2 separate regions of the Homo sapiens genome follow, and region 1 is linked to region 2. Evidence: read pairs that join two places in POLR2A ChIA-PET (ENCODE). Cell type or tissue: CD4-positive, alpha-beta T cell. All regions are shown on one strand. Each heading gives the region's core, and the rest is flanking DNA. Links, peaks and the distances in the headings are about the cores only. Region 1 has its middle 97 kb from the start of HIVEP3. Region 2 overlaps HIVEP3 (HIVEP zinc finger 3).

The links. ChIA-PET counts read pairs that join two places held together with the same protein. Peaks named below come from ENCODE experiments on the same cell type or tissue, not always from the same donor. Only the 100,000 strongest peaks of a DNase experiment are listed, where the experiment ranks them.
Region 1: POLR2A ChIA-PET joins it to region 2 with 5 read pairs; 3 of 35 experiments call an interaction of 5 or more read pairs at or near these places.

What each region holds. Positions count from the first base shown.
Region 1 is chr1:42,012,814-42,018,194 of GRCh38, forward strand. It overlaps a transcript of HIVEP3 not described here. Among named protein-coding and RNA genes, the nearest start is that of HIVEP3, 97 kb to the left of the region's middle. In CD4-positive, alpha-beta T cell, for the core only: no CTCF peak of the experiment used is centred there; no DNase peak of the experiment used is centred there.
Region 2 is chr1:41,800,169-41,805,549 of GRCh38, forward strand. The region is part of intron 1 of HIVEP3 (HIVEP zinc finger 3); the gene reads right to left. Among named protein-coding and RNA genes, the nearest start is that of HIVEP3, 120 kb to the right of the region's middle. RefSeq lists an enhancer at 4,318-4,377. In CD4-positive, alpha-beta T cell, for the core only: no CTCF peak of the experiment used is centred there; DNase peaks (open chromatin) are centred at 2,973 and 4,223; H3K27ac peaks cover 3,094 bases.

The DNA of each region.
Region 1 (5,381 bases), core at 226-5,225, 210 kb after region 2:
TGGCATCTGATCTTGGACTTCCAGCTTCCAAACTATGAGAAAGAAATATCTGTTGTTTAACCCACCCAGTCTATGCTACTTTGTTATAGCAGCCTGAACAGACCAAGACATTAGATGTGATGAAACACATTTCCAATCTGTTGTTCATGGCAAAACTTTATGCCTTGTGTATTAGTTTGATAGGGCTGCCATAAACTGAGTGGCTTAAACAACAAAAATTTATTGTCTACAGTTCTGGAGGCTAAAGTCCAAGATCAAGGTGTTGACCACATTTGCTCCTCCCGAGGGCTGAAGGAAGGATGTGTTCTAGGCCTCTCTCCTTGGCTTGTAGGTGGCTGTCTTCTCCCTATGTCTCTTCATACTATCTTCTCTGTATGCATGGCTCTGTGTCCAAATTTCTACTTTTTATAAGCATATCAGTCATATTGGATTAGAGCCCACACTAATGACCTCATTTTAGTTTGATTACCACTGTAATAGACCTTCTCTCCTTAATACAGTCACATTCTGAGATACTAGAAGTTAAGATTTCAACATCTGATTTTTGGGGAGACACAATTCAACCCATAACACCTCAGTTTCTTCAAAGATTTGCTTTTGATGTTCAAGCCCAAACTCTTCCATATGAAAAGTCTTGCTTTGTCTCTGCTATGAATTTGAAAATACAGATATTTAAAATCTCAACAGGAGCCCTACCTGTTTATTTATCTTTACATTCCTATTATAACAGTCCAAATGCTTCCAGCAATGAATTAATAACAGAATAAGGGGAGGGCCATGGGGAAATTTTAAGGGCTGGGGAAGGAAGACATCTCTATTAATATTTCAAAATTTTGTACAACTTCATTAAATCAGCCCAAGCTGCCAAATGTGCTGGGTCAAACCCATAGCAGTCTTCCACTTACAAGGAATACTTTAGGTGCTGCTCAGAAGTCTCCATTTTAGTCCTTCCCAACAGCAGAGAAGCAGAAAGACACCCCAGGAATTTTGAAGACATAACCCAAAGCAGCTTACCAGAAACAAGAAATTTTTACATCTCCTGTTTAATCCTTAAATGCCACATGAATTTTACATTGCCCTCCATAATATTCCTCTACCCATGTATGGCAACAGCTTTTACGAGGAAGAAAAAGTCAAAACTATTTCCCCCCAAAGTTTCAAGCAGCATCCGGGAAGATGCACCCAGTCTGTCCTATGATTTCATGTGCCCCTGGCATAATGCCCCATGTTGGAGAAGCACGGCTTTCAGTGGAGGAAACAGGAAGTTTCACAGATAAAGGGGTTTTGTTTTGTTTTCAGCAGAGAAAGATCTTCATTTTGGCACTGCCAGGAAGCCAGTCCTTTTCCACCCAAAGGACAGCATTTCCTGAAGAGCAGATACATGTCCCTTCCCAGCTGGTGGAGAGTCTGCCAGGTGGAAAGGAAATGGCATGCCACAAAATGAACAATACAGCTGCATTTAAGCAAGGATGTTCACATCACAGAGAAAGAAGGGACCAAAGGCAAGCAGGGTGAGAGTTCGGGGAAAGGAGAAAGTCACGCGGCTCCAGCACACAGCAAGGAAGGAGGGGGTGCAAAGCACAAGCAGGAGGTGGGGAAAAGGCAGAGAAAGGTGAGAAAATGGATGAGCTGATTCGGACTTGTGGCAAAGATCAGCAAATCTGAAATGATGGCGGGACAACAGAGCACAAATAAAGCTGCGCCAACAATATCCACATCCTGAGCTTCACAGAGTACCTAGAATGGCCACAAAGAAATAACCTCCTCTATTGTAGGTCCAGTGATGCCGATCTGTCCTCTCATTTCCATCAGCTTATTGTGTTGTGACATCTGCTCAGGTGAACTTTCTAGGCACCAATGAAGCTGAAGTTACTGAGTGATATCCAAAATTCACTCTAAATGCTATGATCAATAACAAATTTAGGTCTGAAAATTACTTAACCAACCCTTGAATGAATGCAAGTCAATGACAAGAATTTTCCCTCAAATTTAATACGTTAAAGAAGGGTTCCTTGTTGGTTTTTATTTGCATCTCTTAGTTTATTCAGCATCAACTCTGAGTGCATTCCAGGCTGGGCTCCTGTACAGTCATGTCCAGAAAGGTCTCATTCTGTGGCTTTCATCTTTCCTTACTCCACTCACATAAAGATGAGATGGCAAACACATCTGTGACTGTCAGGCCTGTTTTGGCCTCCAGAGGTCCGTGCTGCTGGTGGTCAGCAGCCCTGTGGAGAGGCAAAGCCAGGGAGAAAGTGAGACAGCTTCCGAGGATCATGCTTAAGGAAATCCCCGGGGCTCATGGCCAACATCAAAATCCAACCAGCACCACCACCAAAGCAAAGAAATAAAATCAGAATTCTTCTATTTGTTATGAGGACAATTCTCAGTTTTCAAGCTCAGGTATGTAAAGAATGCAACTTACCTGTTCTCTAATCATCTTAATTTATAATGCAACCCTCTGTTAGAGACTAATTCCATGCAATTCAAGGTCTCTCCTCCAACCCCATCTCCCCAGAATTAAGTCTACATTCCAGGGCCTTACTCAGTGAGTGCCAAAGCCTCTGAGCCTTGCCTAAATACAGGGGCATGGGTTTCCTCTGCTCTCTGGCATGCCAGACCTGTGAGGGGTTTGCATGGTCACTGCCCTTCAGAATTCAGCGTAGACACAGAGCAAGACCTGCCTCCTAAGGAACCACGGACATCTGCCTTTCCTCCTTCCCTCCAGCTCTCCTCCTCTCTTCTCACCAAGGACAATATCACCCCATTAGGAAGGGGCTTTAAAGGTACTAAAGAAGCCTTTTCTTACTCATGGGCATCTTTCTAAATGTTTTGTCTATGCATTGAGTCCTTTGGTGCCACACAAGAACCAGACTGTAGCAAATCAAAAGCTAAGCATCGATTTCTGAAATCCACTATGTCACTTGTCCCCTGAGGCAATGAGTAGGGAACACCCTAGCTGCCTAGGCAGGGGATGTGCCATCACTAAGAGAAACCAGAGGGATAAAAATCTCAGTGAATAACTGGAAACAGTATCCTGCCAATTCTCCATCATCCTTCAGCTGCCTACATGGCAATGGCTACGTCTGCTTTCCTTTCATGCTTTGTGCCTTTTGAACCTCTTGCATCAAAAGTCTTTAGGAAAAACATCAAATAATTAGACACTGTAATTGCTGGTTGCACAGGGACAGGAAGAAAGGGTAAAAGGGGCCTTTGGCTAGTTACGTGGGGCTGAAACAGCATGAATGGTTCAAGGAACAGCAAGTAATGGAATGTGGTTAAGATGGAGGAGGCAAGCATCCCATTTATGCTTTTAAAAAGACTATATTTGTATATACACATACATATGTGAGCAAACGTACAGAAAAAGGTCGAGTTTCCACGTTTTATTCTCTATGTGCTCCTCATTGTTTAAATTATTTCCAATAAGAAAGTATCTGTGTTCTGTATACAAACGAAATGCAGGGTGCATATGGAAGGTCAGTGCCAGATAAAGGTGGACAGACAGGCAGTAAGGACAGGAAAGAAATGCTTTCATTAGGAGTTTGATCTTTATCATGAAACTGGTAATATACAGACAAAATTTAATAATCCTATTTAGCATCTTCTGGTTATTAAATCAACATACACTCATTGTAGGGAATTTGGAATACAAAGGTATACAAAAATAAATTTAAATGCCTCAGTAATCCCCCGAGAGAGCCAGTGTTGACATTTTGGTATAGTTCCTACTGATTTTAATACATGCACATAAATATTTTTGACTATATGTGATCATTTTATGTAAATAGTTTGGTGTATATTTTCCCAGAATTTTCCAATGAAATATATATTTCTTTAAATGAGATCACACTACAGAAATGTTCATCAACTTACTCTTTTCATTTAGCAATCAGTATCTCCTGGCCATATGACTTCATCCACTGATACAGATCAACCTCATTCTTTCTACCAGACATAGTATACTTTATTAAACAGGGTGTACCTTATATAACCAGTACTCTATTCATAGACATTTAAAGTATTTCCAGTTTCGATATTATAAAAATGCTTTAATTACTATCCTGATATATTTATGTAGGCAAATATTTCCTAAGATAAAATTCCTAGAAATGTACTGTTAGGTCAAATAGTATGCACATTTTAAAGTCCTCCAAAAATGCTGTAGAAACAAATTATTCTAATAATCAAACATGAGAGTACCCTTTCACCAAACCTTAGCAACACTGAGTATTTTGTATCTTTTAATGTCTGATGGTCTGACTGGCAACACATAATACATTATTATTTTATAAATATTTTCCTCATGTTGATATTTATTTATTACCATTTTAATTTTCTTTTCAAAGAAATTTTTTCCAATTCATGTTTCTGAGATTATAAAAAAAAAGTTCATCCATGTTTAATTGTGGACCTTTCATTTTATATTTAAATATGTAATCTAGCTGTAACTTACTTTGGTTTAAGAATTGAAGTAAGGATCCAGGTTTTTTTAAATAAAAAATTTAATGAAGTATAAGATACATACAGAAAAGAGCACAAGGCATCATTGTACAGCTTGATGAATTTTCACAAAATAACCCCATCCCATACCATACACCCAGACCAAGAAACCAAATATGACTCACACCCTAAAAGTCCCCTTAATTCCCGCTTCTAGTCATTACCACCCCCAGGTAACCACTATCCTGATTTCTATTACCAGAGATTAGTGCTGCCTGTTTGAGTGTTTGGCTTCTTTTTCTCAGCATTATGTTTGTGACATACGCCCATGTTTTTGCATGTGATTATAGATTACATATTCTCATTTCTGTATATATTCCATATATTGATTTATTTATCTATTCTACTGTCTTTGGATATCTGGGTTGCTTCCAGTTTGAGGCTATTATGAATATTATGAATGCTATGTACCTTCTTATATATGTCTTCTGGCAAATATATATACTACATTTGTTTGTCATATACCTAGGAGTGGGGAATTGCGGGTACAGAGTGTATGTTCAGCTTTAGTAGATACTGCCCAGTAGATACTGCCCAACGGTCTTCCATAATAGCTGTATCAGTTTACATTCCCACCAATAATATATGAGAGTCTAGTTGTTCCATGTTCTTGTCAACATTTGGTATTGTCCGACTTTTTAAATTTAGCCATTCTGAAGCATATGTAGACATACCTTTTTGTAGATTTAATTTGCATTTCTCTGACAATGAATGCAATTGATATAACTTTTAACATATTTGTAAGCCATTTGAACATTCTCTGTGTAAAGTGTTTTTTCAAGCTTTTTGTCCACTTTTCTTTTGGGTTACTTGCCTTTCTCATATTGATTTGTAGTTATTTATAGTATCTTCTCCTACTCTGGGCTTGCTCTTTCATTCCC
Region 2 (5,381 bases), core at 199-5,198:
TTGCTAAACTGTCCCAGGCCCTTTGCAATCTGACTTTGCCCCTCCTTTCATCAGGGGTGGAGTCTATTTCTCCCTCCCCTGAATCTGGCTGGGCTTGATTTTTCCTTTGGTCCAAAGGATGTGGCAGAAGGGATACTGCACCAGTTCTGGCCTCTGCCTTAAGAGGCATGGCAGGCTTGCTTCCGCATTCCTGGAGTCCTGAGCCTGCCATGCCATGGAGGAGCTGGGTCTGGCCCACTGGAGGACAAGAGGTCATGCAGAGAACCAGGCTGCTCCAGCCAAGAGCTGGCACCAGGCCCCTCGATGTGAGGGAGGCTCTCTTGGACCTCCCAGCTCAGCCCCACCACCAGCTGAATGCAGCTGCAGGAGTGAGCCCAGCCAAGACCAGCAGAGAACCACCCAGCCAGAATTGTGAGAAATAATAAATCATGATTTTAAGCTACAGAGTTTGAGTGTAGTCTGTTAAGCCAGCAATAGATAATGAAACAGAAGGGAAGGCTCAGAAGCCAGCAGGGAACTCAAATGTGTCCAGTGATAGAGGATGTGGGAAGTCCCCTTGCTATAGAAAATGCAAGAGCAAGGCAGGTGCCCCTTTCACTATATATGCAAAGTACCAAGGGTATCAGAAATGCAAGTGATCAGATGCCTCCCACATAGAGATGGGCTAGGATATGCCCTTCCTGCTTCTCCCATAATGTTCCAGACAGGGCCTATTACCCTGAGACAAAGGAAGGAATTCGTTACCTGCCTACCTAAACTCCCTCCCTCCCTTTCGTCTACATTATCTGGCCCTGAACCATGACTGTGCAGAGAACAAACTACAATTAATGCTATCTTTTACCCACAAGGAGCTACAATTACTAAGTGGAGTTAAATAAAGTCACAAAGGACTTAAAAGCAGGTACGATGAAGGGAGGTCAGAAGACAGGCAGTGTAACCGTGGGCTTATTAGGGCCCAGAAAAGAAGAAGATGCAAGGCTTTTTGCTGAAGGACCCTCTGTGCTGAGCCTGGAAGGAAGAGAGGTCCCTGCAGGAAGAGATTAAGTGAAGATATTATTAAGGTTGAGGGAGTAGCAAAGGGATAGCATAAGAGCAACATCCCCCTCCCTTGCCCCAGGTAATTCCTCCCTTCAATCTGGTCTCCCTTCTTCCCTTTCCAAGGTTCCTCAAGGCCATGCCACCTAGGCTGATGGGTTTTCTTATCTCTCTACTCCCTCCTGCACCCAGCCCTAGGTTGAGTTAATTGGGAATACTAATCATTTGAGAAGAGCTACTAAGACCTGAGAATGCCCCCCAGGTAGTAGTTCCAGCCTTGGTAATTTTAAGACTCTTACAAGAAATTACTGATACTTTTAGCATCTGTTGATTGAGAAAATACACATGTGAAAATAGATATCAGTTCTCCTTATAATAATGCCCCTAGGGAATCAGCTGGGCATGGCAGCATGCGCCTGTAGTCCCAGCTACTCGGGAGGCTGAGGCAGGAGAATGTGTGAACCCGGGAGGCGGAGCTTGCAGTGAGCCGAGATCTCGCCACTGCACTCCGGCCTGGGGCACAGAGTGAGACTCCATCTGAAAAAAATAAAATAAGATAAAAAAAAAATGCCCCTAGGGGTCCAGGAGCAGGTTGAATCCACCAAAAACCACTGATGAGAGGAAATAATCAGCCAATGAAACAGACCCATGCTTTTAGAAGGGCCTTCGTTGCTTTGACCCCAAAAGACAATGAGGGAATTGCAGGATCTGAAGCTGGTATGTCAAGGAGTGGGGGGCAGGGGAGAGGCATACCCTTGGCCCACAGGTCCTACTGGGACACCACTATCCAGCTGCTCTGGGAGAGAAGCAAGGTGTCCAAATGTAAATGCCATGGCGGCTGGGCCTGGCTTGCCTAGCCACAAGTTCAAACTCTGCTCAATGCTGGACTGGTATCATGTCCCTGCCAGTTTAGAAAGCATCTAAGGCAGTTTGGAAAAGCAGTAGACTAGAAACCACTAGTTAAGTAACTTTCAGACTCAGCTACTACCTAGCTTTGGGAGTTTTTCCAAGCTTTTTGTTTTTGTTTTTGGAGACAGAGTCTTGCTCTGTTGCTCAGGCTGGTGTGCAGTGGCGCCATCTCAGCTCACTGCAGTCTCAACTTCCTGGGCTCAAGAGATCCTCCCGACTCAGCCTCCCGAGTAGTTGGGGCCACAGGCATGTGTCACCACACCTGGCTAACTTTTTATTTTTCATAGAGATGGGGGTCTCCTGATATTGCCCAGGCTAGTCTCAAACTCCTGGGCTCAAGCAGTCCTCCTACCTCAGCCTCCTAAAATGCTGGGATTACTGGCATGAACCATTGCACCTGGCCCCAAGCTTTTTTCTTTTTTTGGCTTTCATCTTCAATAAAAAGGTGATGGAGGGTGGGAATAGGAGAGGAATGCTGAACTTGCTCTCCAAGGCATTGCCAAAGTGCCAACATCCTGAGCAAATGATTCTAGTCGACTTACTGTTTCTGAGCCTCAGGCTTCTTACCTGTAAAATGGGAATGACATGTAACAATTAAATGAGATACAAGTTGTGAAAATGACAGTCACATAGCAAGTATCAATTAACATGGGTTTTTCTCTCTTCCTCCCTTCTGTCCTTACAATGACAGATGGTTCTTTCTTCCCAGTCCCATCCCCCTGCTCTTACTGAGTTGCTAATTTGACCTCTGAGTATAAAATGTGTCCACTTTTAGTGACATGAAGCTAGTCCTCCCAGAGAGAGGCATTGCCAAAGTGAGTATGATGACTTCAAACACGCTCAGAAACCCTAGGAAGCAGCTGGCAGGGTGCCCCCACTCCCTGCCCCTGGCAATGCTGGGTTCCTCTTTGGCATTTGTACAGAAGGGAACTGGCCCAAGGCAGAAGGATGGGCCTAGGCTGGTGAGGCCACCTCCCTCCAGGCCTGGCCAAAGCCAAGGCAGGCACAGACAGCAACAACCACCCATTTTGCAACAAACAGGAAACCAGTTTACCAGCCTCAAAAATAGAACAGACAAAAACCCCAAAATATGAGGCTCTGACAGTGGGGCAGCTCAGCTTTCTCACATGGCTTCCTGACAGGCTGCGGAGTATGTGTTGTTATTGTTGCTTTAAATTTCACAGGCGAAAAAGTCTTGCAATGTCTTTATAAAGGTGACCAGCCTCTGGGGCCCAAGACCAGCAGGCAGCCCAGCCAATCATGCTTCCTGCACTGCCAAGGCCCCACCTTCTCAGTCTCTGATCCAGCTACTAATGACCCCAACTGCAAGGGCCACAGAAGCCTTGATTCCTGTCATGTCCTAACAGGATTGGCCCTGACATGTCTGCAAAGTGAGTCTTCCACACCCCAGCATTGCTTTTCCTGTGGCCCCTCACCTGGTGCCATGCCACTCACCCCAAAACTGCTTCCATAGGTACCCAGAGGCCCCACTGGGCCACATGGTCCAAGAGCCACACTGACAATAGGCCTGCAGACATTCCCTCCACGTGAAGCTGGACTCATGCTGTCCCCTCTGCCAAGAACAGTGTTCCTTGCCTGGTACACTCTCCTCAGAAGCAATCATACTGGAATGACATGGTTAGAACAGCAATGTTGCTAAGGACTATGTCACACAAACTCCCCTTGTTGAGGGATCACGGGGAAAATGTATCTTAGGTCTTAGCCCCAGGGAAAGCTGTGCACATCCTGGGCACTGGGTGCATTTTTAATCCTCTGGACATGATGACTAAGAACCGCCTATCGATTATGTTCCCTTTTTGTCTTCATTGTTAGGAAGCACAGTGCCAAACCTGTTCATCACCTCTAGCAGGTTTATGTCCTAACCTGTCCATGGCTTTATTTTAGTTTCTCCTCTTATTTTCCCTTGCATATTATTTCTTTATTAAATTTATTTTACCTTAATGTAGAATGTATATGATCTCAAATCTTTATTTGGAATAAAGTGAGGTATACATAAATAACTGAGCAAACAGCTCCTACTTACTCTGTAAAACCCACTTCGAATGTCCCCACCTCCGATTTCTGCCTAACGACTCCACAAAGGTGGGCTTCCCTCCCCAGTGGTCCCACAGCCCCTGCCTGTACCTGCCTGGATTCACACTCACCCACAGTTCTGTATTTTACTGTTTTCATGGCTCTCCCCACCAACCGACAGAAGGTTCCTGTGTGAAAGCTAAAAGCCCGCCCTCTGCCAAAATCTGCCCAGTGCTGCAGGCACACGGGCTTGTTTAATCCTCAAGACAAACCTGCCAGATAAGGCTGGCTGTGCCCATTTTACAGCTGAAGCAACTGGAGCTAGCCACCACCAGGTGCTCATTCAAGGTCATGTACTATTGAGTGGCAGAACTGATACAGAAGGCTTATCTCCCTAAGGTCACCCAAGACATGAAAAAGAGTTTTTATGTGAAAGAGAGAAAAGGAGAGAGAGGGAAGGGATTTAGATTTCCTTAGATTATCAAATCATTCACTGCAGATGTCAAAGTCATCTGCATCACTGGAACCATTTAAAATATGGCTTGATTCATAACAATTTATCCTCTACGACTATCTAGAAAAATCTACATGTATTTAATTGTGGCAGACTCATGCTGACCCTCCAATAGGCTGGTCAGAGCAAGTGGATTAGAGGAGTTACTCACATGCTAGATTGTTTTAGAGCATCTCCTATCCTCACTCCCTCACCCACTGTGTATACACACATTTTTAAATCCTGGTAAGTAGTTACAGGAAAAAAAATATATACTCAGAAGACAAGAGCTAATTCTGCAAGAAGCTTCTAGGAGAAAACAAAGCCTACTTTCCCGGTAGGCAAGTGCACATGACCCATGAGGCCAATCATTACCCTGGCTTTACAGTGTACAGACAATTAAACTACATGAAATGGCCGGGCGCGGTGGCTCACACCTGTAATCTCAGCACTTTGGGAGGCTGAGGCGGGCACATCGCCTGAGGTCAGAAGTTCGAGACCAGCCTGGCCAACATGGGGAAACCCCATCTCTACTGAAAATACAAAAATTAGCCAAGCTTGGTGGTGCGTGCCTATAATCCCAGCTACTCGGGAGACTGAGGCAGGAGAATTGCTTGAACCCAGGAGGCGGAAGTTGCCAGGAGCCGAGATTATGCCACTGCATTCTAGCCTAGGCAACAGAGTAAGACTCCCTCTCAAGACAAATTTAAAAATAAAAAATCAACTACATGAAACAATTTTTAATATTCCAATTGAGAACCCACTTGGCCTGAGGCCTTTAAATCAAAGTGGCCACTGGTATCTACACGTGCCCTTCCATGGAATGAGGAAGGCAGGACAACAGAGGCTGCTAGGGTCTGGGTTCAAATGGCCTTGGGCAAGCTGGGGGCTCTCCCTCTGCCCCTCGTTT